Regions from separate parts of the Mus musculus genome. Here region 1 is linked to region 2. The links are chromatin loops, found by intact Hi-C in ENCODE. Cell type or tissue: heart. All regions are shown on one strand. Links, peaks and the distances in the headings refer to the core of each region. The heading gives the core; the rest is flanking DNA. Region 1 overlaps Yipf1 (Yip1 domain family, member 1). Region 2 overlaps Lrrc42 (leucine rich repeat containing 42).

Evidence for each region. A loop is a pair of places that touch in the nucleus more often than their neighbours do. Peaks named below come from ENCODE experiments on the same cell type or tissue, not always from the same donor. Only the 100,000 strongest peaks of a DNase experiment are listed, where the experiment ranks them.
Region 1: it touches region 2 in a loop (7-fold over the local background); 31 of 42 quality-filtered maps call a loop at or near these places.

The regions. Positions count from the first base shown.
Region 1 is chr4:107,347,190-107,352,565 of GRCm38, reverse strand. Yipf1 (Yip1 domain family, member 1) reads right to left here. Exons shown (of 10, transcript NM_145550.3): 9 at 2,028-2,152. The coding sequence ends at 2,063. Among named protein-coding and RNA genes, the nearest start is that of Ndc1, 18 kb to the left of the region's middle. In heart, for the core only: a CTCF peak has its summit at 3,109 (motif pointing right); no DNase peak of the experiment used is centred there.
Region 2 is chr4:107,247,806-107,253,181 of GRCm38, reverse strand. All of the region lies in intron 1 of Lrrc42 (leucine rich repeat containing 42), which reads left to right. Among named protein-coding and RNA genes, the nearest start is that of Lrrc42, 3.0 kb to the left of the region's middle. In heart, for the core only: a CTCF peak has its summit at 2,509 (motif pointing left); a DNase peak (open chromatin) is centred at 461; H3K4me3 peaks cover 1,577 bases; H3K27ac peaks cover 1,191 bases.

The DNA of each region.
Region 1 (5,376 bases), core at 134-5,133, 99 kb before region 2:
AAAGGAGAGTGTCAGCCAGGGAGACGTTCCCAAGGTCACAGAAGGCACCTTTTATTTTATTTTATTTTATTTTATTTTATTTTATTTTTTTCGAGACAGGGTTTCTCTGTGTAGCCCTGGCTGTCCTGGAACTCACTTTGTAGACCAGGCTGGCCTCGAACTCAGAAATCCGCCTGTCTCTGCCTCCCGAGTGCTGGGATTAAAGGCGTGCTCCACCACGCCCGGCCACAGGAGGCACCGTTAATGATCATATCTTGTTAACTTGAAGGGCTTACAACTAGAATTCCTCAGGGAAGAAAGAAAATCCCCACGTTTTACAAAAGGGAACTAAAATATCAAAGCAGAGTCAAGAAGACTACCACAGTTCAATATAAATGAGCAGCCATTGTCAGTAGACAGTGGCTTTCATTTTACCTGAGTGCCTAGTTGCCGCTGTCTCTAAAAGTGACTACAATCTTCTCAGATGGGCGCTATCTTTATTTTATAGATAAGTTACCTTTGGCTCAAATGCACCTTGTAAGTACCAGGTAGGAATAAGCTTTCATTCTCCTCCTATCTGCCCAACAGGCTGGTGAGTACACATCCCCTCTGCCCTGGGAGACAGGACAGCCAATCTTCACAGAGCAGAGTGAAGGCTCTTGTCCCACAACGGGCTCAAGTGTAGTTCCCATACAAACACTTACTGAGTGCTCACTGTATACCAGGCTGTGCGGTGGATGAAGAAATCCACCCCTTGTCTAACCGGGAGTCACACTGATACACAGGGGACAGATGGATGGCTAAATGACTGAACATATTAACAAAGAGGCAGATGGACATACAGACAGTTAGTGCTCTGAGCACAAGAGCATAGTAGACAGAGTGTCAGGGTCACCAGGAAGCTGATGACTGTGGGAAGGGAAGAGCATTCTAGACAACAGAACTGCACTTTATATAGCCTTAGGAGGTGCCACTCACAGCCTTATCTTTTCTTCTTGATATCTTTCAAATGTTCCTCTCAACTGAAGGTTTAATTCCCTTCAGAAAGTGTGTAAACAACACTGACAACACATTTATCTCTGGCTCTCCAGTAGGGAGTGAAAAACAAACTGGGACCTCTTCCATCTTGTTTCATCAACTGAAATAAGGCAGTGTGGTGCAGGACAGAAAAGTCACTAAACATGAAAAAGCTCAACAAAATGCTCAAGTCAAGAACAGACAAAAAAACCCCGCGCGTCCATTCTCGGCCTTCCTTGCTTCCCTTCACCAATGTGTGCTGTCCTATAAAACTAAAATCCAGGTGCAGACCCAGCTATGCTTGGCACAAGGAACCGTAACGGAATCAGTAAGTGTCCCTCCGCACCAAAGTCATCATGGGTGTATGAGAAAGCACTTGCTTAGCTTGTACGGGCCCTGGGTTCAGGTTCAATCCTCGCCCACAGGGAAAGGGGGAAAAGGAAGGCACACTGGACATGATGAGACACACCCACCTGTAACACTAGCATCTGCGGAACCAGAGGCAGGAGGATGAACTAAGTACAAGAGTTCAAGTTCAGGGTCATCCTCAGGTACACGGTGAATTGGAGGCTAGCCTGGGCTATATGAGAACTTGTCAGCCAAAAAAAGGTACTAAGAACATAGAACAGGAGGCAAGGAATAAGTTATGAAACTGGATCTCTCTCTTGCACACTCTAACCCGCTCAGCTAACCATTCACAGAGGAATAACTTCAAAGGCCCTGAGCACATGAAGCACAGAAATCCAGAAGCCTTCAGAGAAATCCAGGGGTCCTTCAAGAGAGGACAACACTGGTTTCAGAGATCAGTCGGAGACGTCACAGAATGCAGAAAAATCACTGAGACAATTAGGATATGGAAGAAATCCTTCTGTGCTACTGGACAGTGTAGTGGGGATAGAGAAGGTGGGTGTGATCACCAGAGCAGGGACTCCCCCCCCACCCCCGCTACCCCAGGGTCTACAAGCTCAGGGTCTAGCCTTTGGTCCCTGATGGTAATGCAGAACTGATGTACCTTCCTATTTGTGACATACCCTGAGAGATGAAATGCCACCACCTGCTTTCCCCATTAGCTGGATTTGGCCGCTGTTACTGTCTGGTTGGGAGTGGTTATAGCTGCTGGGAGGTGGTCCATCTCTGGAGCATCAAAGAAGTAAGCCTGCAGGAAAGGAGACACAGGAGGGAGCCATGTTAATAGTCTCTGGCCCCCCCCCCCCATTATATTTGTTATCACACCAGACTGCAGCCACCTCACTGTGTATCTCCCTGACTCAACCTTTTAAAACTTAGCTCCAGCCAGGCGTGGTGGCGCATGCCTTTAATCCCAGCACTTAGGAGGCAGAAGCAGGCCAATTTCTGAGTTCAAGGCCAGCCTGGTCTACAGAGTGAGTTCCAAGACAGCCAGGGCTACACAGAGAAACCCTGTCTCGAAAAAACAAAACAACAACAACAAAAAACTTAGCTCCACTCACTGGCCATGCTATGTTGCATGCCTGACTCTTCTCAGAGACCTTAAGGGGTTGTACGATGATCTCTCCTGGCAGGTGCAGAAACTGAGGCTCACAGAGACTGTCCCTGGGTAAGTGAGCGTGGCGCATGAGCAGTGGATCCAGGACTCACGCTAGCAATTACTGTGTCACACAGGGGATACAGGGACTGTCTCTGCCTCTACCTCTGCTCTGCCAGCATCTCGGTCTGGCCTGATAGCAAGTAGCCAGATATTTATGGACTGACTTGCTAAACCAGTTAGTTGACTTTCTGCAGAGACCTCGAAAATAAGGTGCTAAGCACACCTCAGTCCCCAGGACTTGAGCTTGAGAATGAAGTGTGTGACAAGAGCTTCCGCTTGTCACTCTTAGCTGCCAGGAACCAGGAGGAGGTGATGGGACAGGGGAGGTGGCAACGAAGATCTTCCCTCCTGCCTTAAGGTCAGAGGACACTAAAGTTAGCACAGAAAAACACCAATCTTGTTAGCCTTGAGCCCCCCCTTCAAAGGGTGTGTGGGAGGGTGAAGCTGTTACTATCCCAAGGGCCACTAGATACACAGGATTCCCTTGGCATGGGTGGCTCAGGAAGATGAAAAGGTAAAAAGCTAAGAACCATTTTCAGCAGCTCTGCCCTTATTAGCCAGAAGAGGGTGCCAACACAACACACTTGGGCTTCCCAGCCTGTTCCAACCTTCATACTTAACAGATCTCTTTAGCTTCTCTTTGCCACCCGCCCCCCCACCCCCACCCCCCAGAAACTCCCTCTAGCTTATCACAGCCCCAGAGCAAACCTAATTTAAAAGTTTCTCTTGCAGCTGTTTCCTGGCACAAAGGAAGGCGATTCCTCTACTTGGGGGTCATGAGTGAGACCGAGGCCATCGTGTCTGCTCCTCAGGAACACTGAATGGGACTACCAGTGAAGGAGTGGCTCTCTTCCAGGCCACTTGAGGAAATGCTCTTCAGGAAGCTATGAGTCTCAGAGCTGAGTGGTCTGCGTTCCCTGTCTGCACTAGTTACTAGCACTGTGCCTCTAGACAGGCTTCTCTACCTCCTCGGTTTTGTCTGCAAAATTGCGGGGTGGTGGTGGAAAAAGTCTCTAAAAGGCTTTTTCTTCTAGCACAGCCAGTGATGTGGCACAGGGTCTGTGCTCAGCTCAGCCCATCCTGAGGCACTGTGGCCAGTAGGCGCCATTTTCCCTGAGCTCAGTGGTAATCATCCAAACGTGGGCTTGCCTGGCTCTCGACAACCCACCAAGGACCCACGCTCTGTGCTTCCTTCGCTGTCCCTGCCAGGTGTGTTCAGTGAAGACCTGGAGATCATTTTCCAGTGCAGTCACCGAGGGACCTCAGCAGATGTGAGGCTGCCACATACATCACTGCTCTGAAACCGAAGCACTAATCCGCGGTTCCCAGGGGAGACAGGGAAAGCCGGGCGAGGCTGTCTGCTTCAGCTGGTGCCCCTCAGCTCGAACAGCTCCCTCGCCAACTCCTCCCACCGCTTTCCAATAATTATAATGTCTTCTGACATTACATGAACAGTTTTCTTTCTCTGTTTTTCCGTATGTGTGTGTCTGTGTATGTTCACCTGTGTGTGGTATATAGGCACACATGTACATGTGTGTGCAGGCCAGAGCATAACCTCAAGTTTATTCCTCTGACACTCTCCTCCTCTTCTTCCTCCACCTCCTCCTTGATAATCACACCAGGTCCCCTCCTCACACGTAGGCTAGGCTGACTAACACTGAGCCTCACCTGTCTCCATCTCCCCAATTCTGGAGTTACAAGCATGCACCATGCTCAGCTCTTTTTATGTGGGTTCTGGAGACCGAACTAGAGTCCTCTGAAAGCACTTTACCAGCTGAGCTGTCCTCCCAGTAAACCCCTGCTCATAAGTCAAGGTGTTGCTTTTATACCTCTGAAGGGCCTGCAACTCACTATGAGACCCAGGTGGGCCATAAACTTGTGGAAACCTTCTTGCCTCAGCCTCCTGAGAACAGAGATGACAGATGAGAGACACCTGACACAGCTAACCTGTCATAATTTTCATGCTGCAAACCTTATCCAAACCTTCCAAGAGGACAGACGGTGCTACGATGTGCATGGTCAGTCCCTTTATCTTAGGAAAGAGAAAGGCGGCCAGAGTAATAACCAAAGCTTGGGTGTGGGAGCTGGAGGGACCCCGGCTTCCTCTATAACCAAAGCATGGATGTGGGAGCTGGACAGGACCCCCAGCTTCCTCTATTACCAAAGTGTGGGTGTGGGAGCTGGAGGGACCCCCGGCTTCCTCTATAACCAAAGTGTGGGTGTGCGAGCTGGACAGGACCCCCATTTCCTCTATTTTGATTCTCCCTCCTCCAGAAGAGAAAGGAGAAGCCATATCCAACAGAGAGAAGACAGTTCAGACACAGGGCTTTGGCTTAACATCTGGCCATCAAGGGCTTCCTCTGCTCAGAACACGGCAGTTCCTCCTCAAGAAGAGCCTTTCTCCCAGCACACACTTCTGCTGCAGAGGCCAGCACGCCCCGATTAGGAGACTTTTCAGAGCTGGAAGGAATGAGCCTCTCTCCTACCTCTGCCTCTCCACCAACTTCTCAGCCATTATACGATGGAAGACGGTCAGGTCAGGTCAGGCCAGGTCCAGGGAGAGTGAAGGACACAGTCACAGTCTGACACAAGAGCCTTGGTCTGTTTATGAGCTCTGTGACCTTGGGTCACTCCTGTGAGAGCAGCAGAGTGGCCCTGGAACTTCTGCTTACGCCTCTGACTTAAAGGACCCTTCACAGTAAAGGAGGGGCTTCCATGGCCATAAGCCAACCGTCATGGAAGTCCAGAAAGAAATGAAACTGAGGTTGTGACAGTTATGGTGCCTCAGTTTACTACTAAGCAGCTCCCAGGTC
Region 2 (5,376 bases), core at 208-5,207:
CCTAGGGACGAGGTAGAGCTCGCGGTGGGAGGGGTGGGAGGATGAAGAGGTAGGGGTGCCTGAGGTGGGCTTAAGGGTGGGGTCCGCGGCGTCCCGGGTTAGACTGAGGGTGTGTGAGAATTTAGGGTTCTGGGCGGGAGAGGGAGCGGATTTAGCTTAGGTGGACTTGGGGAGAAGCTTGGGTGGGAGTGCCGGGAAAGGGGGAAAGAAAAGGGGTTGAGGAGTGCACCAAGGGAAGGAGCTAGGGTTGGAATAGGGGGAGGGGTGGGGCGGGGGGGGGCAGGGAAGAAACTAGTTGAGGCCGTGGATTGGGAAGTTGGAGATAGTGAGGCGTGAAGAAAGGGGAATCTGAAGGTTGAGGACGCAAAACCGGGAAAGAGATGGGGAGACTAGGGTGCTAAGAGGAACCTCGATGGTGAGAGGAAGACTCGTGAGGAGGGAGAGAAGGATGGGGGCTGGAGACGGGTCGCTAGAAGACAGGTGGAGGCGGGGTTGAGTCTTTTGAGGGGCACGGGAGAGTCTGGGATGTGAGGAAGATGGGTAGAAGATCTGGGAGTGAATGGGGAAGGTTAGAATTTGGGGGGTGGGGGACTGAAATTTTTTCTGTTTGAAAAGCTAAAGAGTGGGTAAAACTATCAAGATGTGGGAGAGATTAGCTTGCTCTTGGACAAAGTATGGGCCCGGATAGGACATGAGTTTCTGCAGTTTGGGGGAGAAGGCAGGTAGGGAAGTGGCAAGTTACAGGGAAAAAAGAAGTAGTGGGAAATTGAATAATGGCGGTGACACAGAACAATGAAGATGGATTGTTAGTTGGTTAGAGATACTTTGGAACTACTTTCTCTTCGGATTTCTTCCTATGTTAAGAAAAAGTCTTTAAAAACCACTACATTTTCAAATGAGCCAAAGGTGTCTGCAGTCTTGAGATGAAGGTAGTGGGTTGACAGATGTTTTCCTGGTGTGTGGATATGGCGGATTTCTGCCCTGGCAGAGTGAAGGGGGAGCGCTTCATCCTTGAGTGAGCCCTGGTTCTGTTTCCACCCACTCTTCCTCAGATGACCACTGTTTTTTACTATAGTCCCTGCCCTCTTAACTCCCAGTTTGAGCCATTGTGAGTTCCAGAGAGATCAAATGGCCGGTGATGTTAATTTTGAGTGTTTTAAGAATATTTTTAAGGCTGATGTTGTATTTTTATTCTTGAGATACAAGTGGGAAGATCTTGTGCTTTGGAATTACACAGACCTGTGATTGAATTCAGGCTCTCTCACTTAGGAGTTGTGAGCCTTAAGTTCCTTCATTTCTCTGAGGCTCTTCATCCATAAAGTGGCAATACTGACCTCATAGGATCAGTGATTGCATGACATCATTTTATGTTGTACCTTACAGTGCTTGTTAGCTTGTAGGTATATAAAAAATGGTAGCTTTCAGTCACATCTGGAATCATTATTGTTGATCATTATTTTGGCCTACTTATTCTTAGAAGACTGATTTATTAAGGTTAGGTGTTCTTTCTGATTTTTGGTTTTGGTATTTTTTTTCCTGAACCATAGGCTCAGCTCACAGTTTTAGCACTATTACCCTGATGCCTCTCTCCTCTTTCCTCTCTTTGTCTGGAATAATTTTATGCTTTTTGCTTGGAAGCTGGATTCAAGGTTTTAAAACTTATGTTTGGTTGTCAATTATTTTATCCTTCTCTCATTTAAAGATGTTTTACAGAACTGAATTTTTAATGTACCAAGGTTATATTTCATTTATTTGAAGAAATGATATGCTTTGTGCTAACTTTAGCTTCACTAATGTAATGTGAATGCACTGCTGTACATTTTTAATGCTTTGTAATGCTTAGGTAGATCACAGAGCTGTTTCTCTGTAGTGGGCTAGAACACCGCCAGTCAGCCAGTCACTCTGTTAATCTGACCCATAGCTGCAAGAGATCTACACTGAACATTGTTATCTTGCAGATACATGTTATCTTAACTTTCCAGTTTAAAAGAGCACTTCCAACCTTCACACCCCCAGGCAAGAAAAGGCTCTTGTCTTTTAAGGGGCCAGTTTGTAGAGGCCAACATGAATAATAGTGACGGGCAAGCAATATCCAGGAGAGAAGCTTTACCCTTTATGGTTCTTAAAGTTGAAAGTTCAGACATTCATTTAATCCTTAGATCATTTTATAGTACATTACAAACTTCAGGAAGTACTTTATTGGAAGAATGCAGGATGTTTTAAAAAAAAAAAAAAGGTTACCATGCATGATTCCCTAAATTAAGAGTAGTTCTTCAAATAACTGAAGAAAGCAAAGCCTTGGATTATTGCCTGGACAAATGATGTAGATATACTCTTCAGTAAATACTGAATTTTTACATCATTTAAAAAGAGAATACTGTTTGATAAGTAGTCTGAAGATGTGATTTAGTCCTCACTGTGCCCCTGTTTTTGAAGGGTAAAGTTGCCAGGAGGGGCAGAGTAAGGGATTAGCATCCAGACTCTGGTCCCACGCTACTTGTGCCCTCTGCTGGATGGAATCATACTTCTAGTTTTCATGAGACACTGTCATCCATTCATTCCGTTTTACTCCAAAGTTTGTGGGACGTTAGAGAGGAGAATTAAGAGCAGTGCAAATATGTAAAACCTGGGTTTTCGTCTTTCTGTCCTCCTCATCAGTATTATGGTGTGTTGGTCCATTAAGATACATTATCTTCATAGGATTTGCCCTTCTGCTGTTACAGTTAGATTGTTAGGCTAGGTGTAGTGGCTTATGACTGTAATCCCAGTATGTGGAAAGCCATGGTAGAAGGATCTCTCTGAGTTTGAAGCCAGCCTGGACTACATGCTAAATTTCTGGCCACTCTAAAATGGTGATAATGATATGTTTTCTTTCCTTCATTTACCCACTTGATCATTTCTTGTCTAGCAAATAATTTGTTTTTATGCCATACGTAGTATTTACTTTCTGATACCTAGGTAGAGTAGGCTCTGACGTTCTAGTCTGGTTTTGTTTTTTGTTTGTTTGTTTGTTTGTTTTTTGAGACAGGGTTTTTCTGTGTAGCCCTGGCTGTCCGGGAACTCACTCTGTAGACCAGGCTGGCCTGGAACTCAGAAATCCGCCTGCCTCTGCCTCCCAAGTGCTGAGATTAAAGGCGTGCACCACCACTGCCCAGCTTGAGGTTCTAGTCTTAAAGATCAAAGAGCATTTTCTTTTTCTCCAGGTTAGGATTAAGGTCTGTGAGGTCGAAGGGGCTAAATGCTTGCCCTGCTGAAAGAAGCTTTTATAGCAAGTGGGGAGGGCATCTTTTCAGCAGCAGCCCTTAAATGCTGGCAAGAATATGAAGTGTAAGAACTGGCACTATGACAAGACTTTAAAAAAAAAAAACTGGTTTTTACTTTAGTTGTTTTGTCCTCCCTCCCCCACCCCCCACATAGTACCAGTAGCAATATAGCCCCATCATCTGCTCTGCTTCTACCACCTGCAGAAGGGGCTGACAAGTGGGGGAGGAGCCTGCAGCTGTTGCCTGGAAGAGGAGCTGGCTCCTAGCAACAATATCAGCAGGCCCTTCAACGCAGCACTAAATCTACCCCTTTGAGGTCTCATTCAGTTCAGCATATATCTGTTGAGTGCTTACTCAGTACTAAGCACCATGTTCGGCCTGAGAAAGAAAAAAACTCACAGCTTTGGGTACAGTAACAATTGAACATAGTACACAGTGCTAAGTGTTGTCTAAAAGGAAACACTGGGTGCTTTGGGAAAACCAGACAGACATGGACTGGTACTGGGGTTGGAGAAGTTTCCCAGGAGAATGCTGAGTGATGGTTGAGCTGAATGTTAATGATGAACAGGAAATAGCTAGGTCAGGCAGAACAACCAAAAGCAGTAAACTAAGCTAATTCCAGTGGGTCAAGTGAGTGGCAATTTACCCATGTAGCATTGGGAGGGCCACAGAATAGAACATAGTAGATGAGCTGGAAAGGGTGAGGCTCCAGGGCTAGGCTGGTCCCTCCTTTCTGATGTGCTTTATATACATAATTATTCTCAGGAGAAAAATGAGCAGTAGTGATTCCCACAAATAGGATCATTGCTTGATCTTCAGAGACTCAGCATTTTTGTCACTAACTTAATTGTTTGCTGACACTTGTAAGTGGCTTCAGGCCACATTGTAGGTATTGATGTAGAACCTGACTTGATATACCTCCAAAAGTCAACCAAAGTCTTTGAGGGATAGTTTCAGAGTTTTAGAAATACTGCTAGGAGCCAGGTGTGGTGGGGCACGCCTTTAATCCCAGCACTTGGGTGGCAGAGGCAGATGAAGTTCGAGGCCTGCCTGGTCTACAGAGTGATTTCCAGGACAGCCAGGGCTACACAGAGAAACCCTGTCTCAAAAACAAAACAAATAAACAAACAACCCAACAACAACAAAAAAAAAGAGAGAGAGAAATACTGATAGGCTGACATGTTATTAAAATCCACATTTCCCCCTTTCTTATTGTAGAAATGATAATCGGATGCCTTTATTTAACATAGAAGTTTCTTGTGTAATTTGAAATCTCACTCAAGAAAATAGTATTTATTATAATTCTTGATGCATAATGTCACCAGTGGGATTAAAGAAAAACATAACTGCTTTTTGGTTTTTAACTTACCTCAAAGTGCTTGGACAGAATCTGAACACTGGAAGACTGTAATGATTTTATTTAGCCTTTGTTGTGGAGGCCTTTATTTGTAAATTCAAGACATCCTTTTGCTCATGGTTTACCTAAGGCTTATGGAACTTGTAAACTAGTTCCATGACATTCTCCCAAGGGACTGCACTGTACCAGAGTCCTGTTATGGAGTCTGAATTAAATGTGGTCTTTCTCTCTGTGTGCAAAGCAGCTAAGACAGACCCAGAAGCCAATCAATAAGACAGTGAGCCAAGTGCAACAAAGAGATGTGTGGAAAGTGCCAAACCCGCTAGCGGAGTTACTGTTTTCTGTGTGTAAACATTTTTAATTCCAGAATTCTAGTGGGTTCATAATGTCTGATGAAATAGTGTATGCTTTGTTTACTAGGACTCAGTGTTGGGCATTTAGTTGATGCTCCTCGTTGCTCTGCTAACATAAGCTGTGCTGCTGTGAGTCTACTTTGAAAAGAATTGTTGCTGGCATTTTTTTGTAAATTCTGGGTGAATTCTCCAAATGAAATTTGAGCTCAAAGTTCTGAAAGATGAGTAGATTACTAAATAGGTGAGAAAAATGCAAAAGAGGCACTTCAGGTAAAAACAGTAGAACAGCCTCATAGTGACAAAGTTCTCAGCAACTGGTGAGTCTTGCTTTCCTGGTAGTGGTAGGATCATAAAGCTGTGGGCACAGCAAGGTGAAGCTGCAGATGACATTCTAATTGGATTT